Linked DNA regions of Homo sapiens: region 2 is linked to region 1. A link is a loop called in an ENCODE intact Hi-C map of the cell type or tissue named here. Cell type or tissue: heart left ventricle. All regions are shown on one strand. Each heading gives the region's core, and the rest is flanking DNA. Links, peaks and the distances in the headings are about the cores only.

Region 1 (5,381 bases), core at 59-5,058:
TGATATGAAAAATTGTTTGGCACTTTTATTATCAAAATTGTTACACTTTTCAGCTTGATCTTGTCAGAACACACTGAATTACAATCACCTCACTGATACCTGGCCTCACAAACCATCAGCAAGAAAGTTAGGAAGTTCTGGAGAGTGAGAAGCAGGAAAAAACTTGGACTTTTCTATAAAATAGTAGTTCGTATACCTTCATTAAAAAACGTGGACATCCAGGCTGGGCACGATGACTCACGCCTATAATCCTAGCACTTTAGGAAGCTGAGGCGGGTGGATCGCTTGAGCCCAGGAGTTCCAGACCAGCCTAGGCAACACGGTGAAACTCCATCTCTACAAAAAATAAAAAAATTAGCTTTGTGTAATGGCGTGTGTCTGCAGTCCCAGTTACTCAGGAGGCTGAGATGGGCAGATGGCTTGAGCCCAGGAGGCAGAGGTTGCACTGAGCTGAGATTGCGCCACTGCACACCAGCCTGGGTGGCCGAACCAGACCCTGCCCCCCACCCCTGATGTGGACATCCGGAAAGCCAGTCCTTTCCTCTGCACCCCCTAGGTCCTATCTTCCCACACACCCCTAACAACTAAAAATCCAGGTACAACAGTGAAAAGTCTGAGACCAAGCAGGTAAAATGCTCAGCGGAAGGCTATTCCCACTCTTCTGAACATGGAAAGGTGAAAGGAAAAAGACAAAGGAAAAAGAAATCCCTTTACAAATTTCACGATTGTCAGAATGTTTGTGGCCCCCTCCACATTCGTATGTTGAAACCTAATCCCCAGCTCGATGGTGTTAGGAGGTGGTGTTTTTAGAAGGTGACAAGATCAAGAGAGAGGAGCCCTCATGAACGGGATTAGTACTTTTATCAAACATGACTAAGGGAGATTGCTTGCCCTTCCCCCAGGTGAGGACACAGGGAGAAGGCACCATCTAGGAACCAGGAAGCAGGTCCTCCAGGCATCAAATCTGCCAGTGACTTGATCTGGGACTTTCCAGCCTCCAGAATCGGGAGAAATAAGTTTCTTTGTTTGTAAGCTACCTAGTTTATGGTCATTTTGTTATAGCAGCCTAAATAGGCTAAGACAAAATGCATATAAGTAATACCTATTTCATTTAGTGTTTTCTTATGAGCAAATGCATTTTATCTTTTTAATGAAATTTTTATTGTACCCTTAGAAGATCTTTGAAATGTTTTTGAGAAGCCCAACAAGACATCATTACCTCCCTACACAGTGTATTCATTATTTGCCTGTTCAAAATTTTCAAATGCTCATCCTGCATTCACGAAAAGTGTACCTGCCATTCCAAAAAGGTAGTCCCTAGAGATTGGAAGCTCCCTATGGCCACTGCGACACCCACTCCCTACTATCACAATGTAGGGCTCCCCTTTAGGATAGAATTTAGAGAAAATGCAGAGACATAGGCTCCTACTTATCCCATAGCTGCAGAATGACACCTGTCCACCCCTCTCTCATAAAAGAAACAAGAAAAGTGTTGTGAACTGCTTATCTTTCTTTGTCTCTCCCAACACCAGTTTTAACCCCTAGTCCTATCTTCCTGTACTACCTATGTATTTTTGCCTGGCCATTGGATATGTTTAGCCTCACCCACTCCTTCTCAGCCTCACAGTTGCAGCTAATTCAGGCAGCAGGGCTAGGAGAGCTCAACGTGCGCTGGTGATTAGAGACCCTTTAAAAGAGTCACATGGACAAGATGATACTTTCAAATTTAACTTCAGGCTGGCTGCGGTGGCTCATGCCTGTAATCTCAGCACTTTGGGAGGCCAAGGTGGGCAGATCACTTGAGGTCAGGAGTTTGAGACCAGCCTGGTCAGCATGGTGAGACCCCTGTCTCTACTAAAAGTACAAAAATATTCGCCAGGTGTGGTGGCGGTCACCTGTAATCCCAGCTACTCGAGAAGCTGAGGCAGGAGAATCGCTTGAACCTGGGAGGCAGAGGCTGCAGTGAGCCGAGATCATGCATTGCACTCTAGCCTGGGCAACACAGCAAGACTCCGTGTCAAAAAAAAAAAAAAGGCAAATTTAATCTCAAGCAAACCCACTCAGTCTAACAGTCATAAAGCATGTAGGGATGGCTTTCAGCTTCTAATACTGTTTCAAAGGTTTCTGTTTCAATAGACTTAAATTGATGTTGGCAGAGGAAAAAAAAAGAAAAAAATGAGGTCAAGGCACTGAGAAAAAGAAACCATCACTTTCTAAAACCACCCAAGATTGCTAAGCATTTGCATATATGAAAAGAGACACAGGGGAAAACATATTTCATCTGTAAAATGTTTACATTAATTTCTATTAAGGTATTATGAACTACGAAATCATAAAAGAGTTTCTAACGCTGAAAAGTGGCTGTAATAGAAAGGAAATTAAGGAGAGAGTGGTAAAATGTGAGTGCCCTTAAGTAGGGTAGCAGCCATTGTAGATCAGAGTGTGTTCCAGGGTCTAACATATCTAACAGAAAGCTTGAAGTTTGTTTCCCAGACAAGCCTGAATTACAGAGAGAGCTGACCGGATGCCCTGAATCTTTGCAGATCGTCACAGTTTACCCTTTCCGGTTCTATCCCTGGGACCATCTATTTCTTTTCTTCAGCTGTCAGGAATTATGTATGTGCCTGTTCTTCTTTTTTACCACAGGAGGGAGCCCCAGCACAATCAGGGTATAGTTCTCCAGCTTTTTCTCCAAGTGGAGAAATGACTTTTTAATCACCTGTTAAAAATACGGGCGTAAATGCCTCCCAGCAGAAACGAATGTGATCAATCAGTTGTTCAAAATAAGCTTCAGAAGCTGCCCTCCAACTCAAACTGCTCAAGTTTTTCACATACATCTATGTGTGCATGGAGTGTGACTGTTATGTTTATTCTCTTTTACCTATTTTAATGCCAGAATTTGCAAATCATTTGAAAGGCTTTATTTAGATGAAGATAATCCAGATGCAAATTCTAAGCATTAAGATACTTGATTTTTTAACTAATGACTTTCATCACATGGAGCTCACTGGATTGATTTATACCTGAATTAAAAGCAACCTGTAATTTATCTTCTACGCCCCAATTTTTTTGACATAAAGGACCGTCCCAAGTAAGAAGTCTTCTGAGGCAGGTTGCCAAAGAGATTTAGTGATGGTGAAACAAGCAGCTTAATGAAGTGAAATCTCCTTATTAACCTTTGACCAAAGTCACACCTGTACCCATTCCTTGTTTCAGGTCTTACACACCTTAAAGGCAGCAGCCAGGTTCAGTTCTAATTTGCCTCTGAAGAATTCAGTGCAAGCCTGTTTAGAAAAGTGATTATCCTTCAATTTGTAGGCAATGAAGTAGGCGCTTATATGGACTCCCAGAAGGCATCAATCAGACATAGCACTTGTCCCAGAAGGGAGCTTCATGCCCAAATCAATACAGGAGCTCACTTTATATGGCATTTCTACAAGGCTGTGTAAGGTGTCTTAAAGTCAAATGCAGCTACAGCCATGAGGGAGAAAAGAGATCTGATCAACAGAAGTGTCCCAAAGATGGTCCTTGAACCGCAGTTATGTAAAGTTCCACTCTGTCCAGGCAGGTGTGCTACACCAGTTGTGGTGCGGGATAGAGCCGGGGTGGGGACAGAAGGGCCAGCTCCCCCCATGCCACTGTGCCCCAGGGCAGAGACCTAGGAGTCCAGGAATTCTAAATTTGAACCTGTCCTTCCAGGACATTACAAAGAAATACTTCACAGGTAGAAGGATGGGAACATATTTTATTTAAGAGTGTGTCAGCTTGATTTATAAGCTTCATATATTTAGGTACATGGAATTTTCTCCTGACCCCAACCAAGGTTGGAGTGGATCTGTTCCCTCCCCTCCTTACTCCGCCTTGCAATCAAAAGCATGCATTAGTTTGGTTCCATTCAGTGACTCTGAGCTGGGTTTCTGAGGGGATGAGAATGGTAGAGACCTTCAGATAAGGCTTGCTAGCCACTGGCTACAGGTGACGATTTACAAAGTTTTAATTAATTCAGATTAAATAAAATTTAAGATCCAGTTCCTTAGTCACACTAGCCACATCTCGAATGCTCAAGAGTCCCATGTGGCTGGTGGCGACTGGACTGAAAGGCACACATTTAGAACATGCCCATCATTGCAGAACTTTCTACTGGACAGTGCTGCCCTAAAGAACTCTAAAAAGAAAATAAAATCTGTTTAGATTTAAAGTGACTGAAACACCTGCAGGCTGAGTGCGCAAGTCAGCAAGCAAGTTTGCATATTTAGAATTACTGTGTGAGCTGTCCATGATTGATATTAGGCATTATAAAAGGTATCATTTGTTTGGTGATGGTCTATATCAGAGACTGCAAACTGGCCACCTGAGGGATGAATATTGGCTTCTGCTGTGTTGTGAACAAAAGGTGGGGAGGACTTCATTAAAATCTAGTTTTCTGATTTCTTTTGAAACATCAGAAGATCTGGCCCCTGTGAGACTGCATTTCCACGCTGGAACACAGACCTGGAGTCCAGAAGCAGCTTTCTTTTCAGAAGGAGTGAGTGCTCTTCAGGTTACCAAAATCCCCGCCCGACACTGCGTCCGTAACACTATTTCCTAATTCCTTCCATATGCGCAGTTGAATGGGAAAACAAGAATGTCTCTAGCTTTGCAAAAAGGAAAATCTCTATGATAAAACATGACAAAAGCTGCCGAGAACACTCTCGCTTATTCTGTTTCTCTAAATAAATTCCATCATCCACTTATCCAGGGGGTCTCTGGGCTCCCTGTCAAACCGGAGAAGCCACGTCTCATGTTAAAAAACATATGTTTTCATGTTTTGTGGTGATGGGAATTCCTAGTGAACTCGAAACAGACAATGGTCCAGCCTATTGTAGTAAAGCTTTTAAAAATTTGCTTGATCAGTGGCATATTAAACATATTACTGGTATTCCTTAGAGCCCACAAGCCCAAGCTATTGTAGAAAGAAGTAAGAGAACTTCAAAATTACAATTACTTAAACAAAAAGAGGGGGATAAGGAGTTGTCTACCCCTCACATACAACTAAACTGGCATTGCTCACGTTAAATTTTCTTAATATTCCTAAATCTAGTTCTGTTACTGCTGCCGAAAAACATTTCTTTGGTAACCATCCTACAGTAAACCGAGGAAGAGAAGTATGGTGGAAAGATCTAATATATGGTCAAAAGTTTCTATTTTAACGTGGGGAAGAGGTTATGCTTGTGTTTCCCCAGGTGAACGTCAATCTCCTGTTTGGATTCCTGCTAGACACCTAAAATTGTGTCCTGAAAATGCATGCAACAACAAGACAGAGAAATTTGCTGAAAAAGCACCACAGCAAGAAACAACTAACACACCCAATCATCAAAAAGAAGAAAATGACCACGCTAACT
Region 2 (5,381 bases), core at 247-5,246, 430 kb before region 1:
ACTTTGTGTCATAAAACAAACAAACAAAAACACTTAAAAAATAAAAATTTGAATTATCTTCAAATGTGATGGGGCCATGCGCTTACCAAAAATAAAATAAAATAATAAAATAAAATAAAATAAAATAAAATAAAATAAAATAAAATAAAATAAATAAAATAAACTACTACTGAGGTACACGAAGACCAAACTGCTGCTTGGACATACGCACAATGGGTAAAATGTGCCCCCGCCCTCCACCCGGCTACTGACTCTTTGTTGCCCTCTGCTGTTCCTCATGTTGGCTACATCGAGTTACTGCAAATAGAGCCAACTCTGCAAATTGACCAAGTGACAAATGATCACATTGAACAAATTTCCTGACTGTGGTTTTAACAGCATTGACATGAATGTTCCATTCTCAGTTACTGAAGATGAAATTCTAAACGTTAAAGTTAATGCTTTAAAAAATTTCTCCCCAAATTGGTAAAAATTCGAAGCAAAAATTCTGTTATGAAATAAAACACTTCCATTACATTTCCCAGCCTAAAATTTGGTATTCCATGTGATAGAATTAATTCTAGATAGTTCTTATTTCTTTTAAAATATTTGAAATATTATTTCTATTTTTTCCAGAACACAAACTTTTTTTTTTTTTTTTTTTTTTTTGTCGCCCATGCTGGAGTGCAGTGGCGTAGTCTCAGCTCACTGCAACCTCTGCCTCCTGGGTTCAAGTGATTGTTCTGTGTCAGCCTCCCGAGTAGCTGAGATTACAGGCATGTGCCACCATGCCTGGCTAATTTTTTTTTTTTTGTATTTTTAGTAGAAACAAGGTTTCACCATGTTGGCCAGCCTGGTCTCGAACTCCTGACCGCAGGTGATCTGCCTGACTAGGCCTCCCAAAGTGCTGGGATTATAGGCATGAGCCACTGCACCCGGCCTGAACTTACAAAATATATTAAAAATTCAGCAAGAAATACTCAAAATTGACAAGAGTTTAAAAAGCCATTTTTGATAAGTTGATACATTTGAATGAGATGATTTTCCTGTGTAGCCTCATTTTGGGTTATGATTTGATGTATTTAAGCATTTCCTTTATGTGCAATAAGTCTCATGGCTGCTCACTTAATACAGACACTTCATGTGAGTATAGTAGTTTATGGCTTAAAAATCTTTCTCCTTTTTTTTTGAGTGCAGTGGTATAATCTTGGCTCACTGCAACCTCCACTTCCAGGGTTCAAGTGATCCTCCCACCTCAGCCTCCTGATTAGCTGGGATTACAGGCGTGCGCCACCACACCTGGCTAATTGTTTTGTGTTTTCAGTGGAGACGAGGTTTCGCCACTGTTGGTTAGGCTGGTCTTGAACTCCTGACTTCAAGTGATCTGCCCCCTTCAGCCTCCCAAATTGTTGGGATTACAGGCATGAGCCACTGTGCCCGGTCTCTTACAAATGTTCTTGACACATTGTCTCAGTTGATCTGCACGGCATTTCTGAGAGGTGGTGGTGTTCTTGTCTTTCAACCAGTTAGGCAGGTACCTCCGAGAAGATGAGCAATTTCCACAAAGGCACCCAATTTAGAATATTAGAAACACCAAAAGTTTACATAATTCAGCTGTAATGCAATGTGTATTGGCTAGCATCTGCGGTTTAACACTATTGTTTTATCAAGCCCAGGCGTTTCCATACAAGTAGTACTTGGAACTCTCCCATGGGTCCTCCTCTTGCAATCACAGCATTTGACACTTTTGATTGGATGCTTTTTCATGGTAGCGAATATTTGTTGAGAAACTGTTCTGTATCAGTCACAGTGCTAAGCGTTCCTGTGTATCCTCCACACTCAAGTCTCAACAGTAACCTGCTCACTAACGGATCTCAAATCTGTATCTTCAGCCCAGGGCTCCCTCATTTCCATTTGGTTGCCTAACACCTGCTAGAAGGTGGAAAAAGAGTCGTAGCAAGTACTGCAATCATCTGCCCACTATTAGAATATCTAAATACGAGGCCGGGCGCAGTGGCTCACGCCTGTAAAACCCAGCACTTTGGGAGGCTGAGGCGGGTGGATCCAAGGTCAAGAGATCAGATCATCCTGGCTAACACGGTGAAACCCCGTCTCTACTAAAAATACAAAAAATTAGTCGGGCATGGTGGTGGGAGCCTGTAGTCCCAGCTAGTACAGGCAGGAGAATGGTGTGAACCTGGGAGGCGGAGGTTGCAGTGAGCCGAGATCGTGACACTGCACTCCAGTCTGGGCGACAGAGCGAGACTCTTAAAAAAAAAAAAAAAAAAAAAGAATATCTAAATATTTGTCTTTCCACCTTCTACTGAGTCTGCAAGCTCCAAGAGAATCAGAGGCAACACATTTTTCACTTGACTCTCCCTACAGTCAATTTAACTTTTAACACATAGTGGTTTCTCAATGTTTATTGGCCTCAAGGTACATTGTATCTAGTATGTTTAAATCAAGCCAGGAAGGAAGAAATAAAGTTGGTAATTTGGCCACTAGATGTCACACCACACTTGATGGTCAACAGAAAATTCCTGGCCTATGTTGTTCCAAATTTCACCTCGATTTTAATATGAAAGCAAATCTTGTGTTACTGTATTCATTAATCTCAACCATTTGAAACAAAGTATCAACCAGACTTTTCTTGGTGTTAGTGTCAACTTTTAATTACTCATTTTTATGGGAGGAGACAATGTCTGGGGATAACGTGCAAATAATTTGTAGTTGACTTAGGAATTTATCATGTGACATTTTCCCAGTCTGTTTGCCTTTTTAATTGTCTATGGTTAATATTAATTTGCATTCTGAGAACTGTGTGAGATAAATTAGGTGTAGTGAGGTAGGGATTAATCTGAAATTAACGATTTTATTAAGCAAAATTTTGCTGATGCCATCCTCGAAATTAAGTCCTTCAGTGGATTCCCATTGCTTTTGTTTTTAAATTAAAATAATTTTTTTTGAGATAAGGTCTTGCTATGTTGCCCAGACTGATCTCGAATTCCTGGGCTCTCCTGCCTCACTCTCCTGAGTAGCTGGGATTACAGGTGTGTGTCACCATGCCCAGCCTCTGTTGCTTTTAGAAGCATTGTCCAGGTGTGCTAGCTCATTCCTGTAATCACGGCACTGTGGGAGGCTGAGGCAGGAGGATCACTTGAGGCCAGGATTTCAAGACCAGCCTGGGCAACACAACAAGACTCCGTCTCTAGAAAAAAAAAAAAAAGGAGGACCAATATACTGAATGTGGCCTACCTGGCCCTGCCTGCTTGGAAACCTACAGAGCTCACCCACCTCTCTCCTAGGACATGCCTCCTCCAGCTGTGCCAACCTTTTTTTTTTTTTTTTTTTTTTTTTTGAGACGGAGTCTCGCTGTTGCCCAGGCTGGAGTGCAGTGGCGCAATCCCGGCTCACTGCAAGCTCTGCCTCCCGGGTTCACGCCATTCTCCTGCCTCAGCCTCCCGAGTAGCTGGGACTACAGGTGCCAGCCACGGCGGTGCCCGGCTAATTTTTTGTATTTTTAGTAGAGACGGGGTTTCACCGTGTTAGCCAGGATGGTCTCCATCTCCTGATCTCGTGATCTGCCCACCTTGGCCTCCCAAAGTGCTGGGATTACAGGTGTGAGCCACCGTGCCCGGCCAAGCTGTGCCAACCTTACCTGCGAAATGTGTCAGACCCTTCCCTCCTATTCCATCAGATTTCAGTTCAAGAGTCACTGCCTGATGGCAGATTTCCACGACCTCCCACTGTGCTATTGTCCTATGGCTGCTGTAACAAATCACCCCAAATTAGCAGCTTGAGACAACACACATTCTCTTACAGTTCCGGAGATCAGAAGTCTCAATGAGCCCCACCAGGCTAAAATCAAGGTGTCAGTGGGGCTATGCCCCTTCGGGAGGCTCTAGGGGAAAGTCTGTTTTCTTTTCTTTTTTTTTGAGACAGAGTCTCACTCTGTCGCCCAGGCTGGAGGGCAGTGGCACGATCTTGGCTCACTGCAACCTCTGCGTCCTAGGTTCAAGTGATTCTCCTGCCTCAGCCTCCTAAGTAGCTGGGATTACAGGTGCGTACCACCACACACAGCTAGTTTTTGTATTTTTAGTAGAGACGGGGTTTCACCATTTTGGTCAGGCTGGTCTCGAACTCCTGACCTCGTGATCTGCCCACCTTGGCCTCCCAAAGTGCTGGGATTACAGGCGTGAGCCACCACGCCCAGCTGGAAAGTCTGTTTTCTTGTCATCTCCAGTTTCCAGAGGCTGTCTGCATTCCTTGGCTTGTGGCCTCTTTTCATCTTCAAGACCAGCAATCATATCACTCCAGCCTCTGACTTCTGCTTCTGTGGCCTCATTCCCTTCGCTGACTCTCATGATTCTTCGTCATTTAAGAATCCTTGTGATTACATTAGGCACAGCCAGATAATCCAGGATCATTTCCCTATTTTAAGGTCAGCAGATTAGCATTCCTCTATTTTGTTTTATTTATTCACTCATTGATTTTTTTATTTATTGAGACAGAGGCTCACTCTGTCACCCAGGCTGGAGTGCAGTGGCGTGATCTTGGCCCACTGCAACCTCCGCCTCCCAGGTTCAAGCGATTCTCCTGCCTCAGCCTCCCAAGTAGCTGGGACTACAGGCACCTGCCACCATGCCTGGCTAATTTTTGTACTTTTAGTAGAGACGGGGTTTTACCTTATTGACCTGGCTGGTCTGGAACTCCTGACCTTATGATCCACCTGCCTCAGCCTCCCAAAGTGCTGGGATTACAGGCATGAGCCACCGCACCCAGCCTATTTTAATTTTTAGAGATGGGGTCTCACTATGTTGCCCAGGCTGGTCTCGAACTCTGGGCTCCAGTGATCCTCCTGCCTCAGCCTTCCAAATTCTGGAATTACAAGCATGAGCTACCAGGCCTGGCCAGATTAGCATTCCTAATTCCATCTAGGACCCCAGCTCCCCCTTGCTACATAATGTAACATATTGACAAGTTTTGGGGATTAGGATGTGAACATCTTTGGGGGCCATTATTCTGCCTACCATAGCTACCTAAGTTAAACACAAAAGATTTTAAGTTCTTATAACCACTTGTTACAGTTAATTTCATTTCTTGCTCTTCACTGTATCTCCATTCTCCAGCACTTTGCTCAAATAAATGTCAAATACAGGGTTAGCCAGTGGGAGATACATGGTGATTGTGATAGCGATTTCTTTTTTTTGCCATTTTATTTTTGGTATATCGTCTGTTTTTACATTCTTTTTGTTTTTTTGTTTTTTTGAGACGGAGTTTCCCTCTTGTTGCCCAGGCTGGAGTGCAATGGTGTGATCTTGGCTCACTACAACCTCCGCCCCTCCAGGTTCAAGCGATTCTCCTGCCTCAGCCTCCCAAGCAGCTGGGATTACAGGCGTGCA

What was found. Hi-C counts contacts between places; a loop is a spot of excess contacts. Peaks named below come from ENCODE experiments on the same cell type or tissue, not always from the same donor. Only the 100,000 strongest peaks of a DNase experiment are listed, where the experiment ranks them.
Region 2: it touches region 1 in a loop (4-fold over the local background); 16 of 110 quality-filtered maps call a loop at or near these places.

What each region holds. Positions count from the first base shown.
Region 1 is chr1:242,452,313-242,457,693 of GRCh38, forward strand. All of the region lies in intron 1 of PLD5 (phospholipase D family member 5), which reads right to left. Among named protein-coding and RNA genes, the nearest start is that of PLD5, 70 kb to the right of the region's middle. In heart left ventricle, for the core only: a CTCF peak has its summit at 2,645 (motif pointing right); no DNase peak of the experiment used is centred there; H3K27me3 peaks cover 913 bases.
Region 2 is chr1:242,017,541-242,022,921 of GRCh38, forward strand. No RefSeq gene overlaps it. Among named protein-coding and RNA genes, the nearest start is that of MAP1LC3C, 21 kb to the left of the region's middle. In heart left ventricle, for the core only: CTCF peaks have their summits at 271 (motif pointing left) and 2,480 (motif pointing right); no DNase peak of the experiment used is centred there.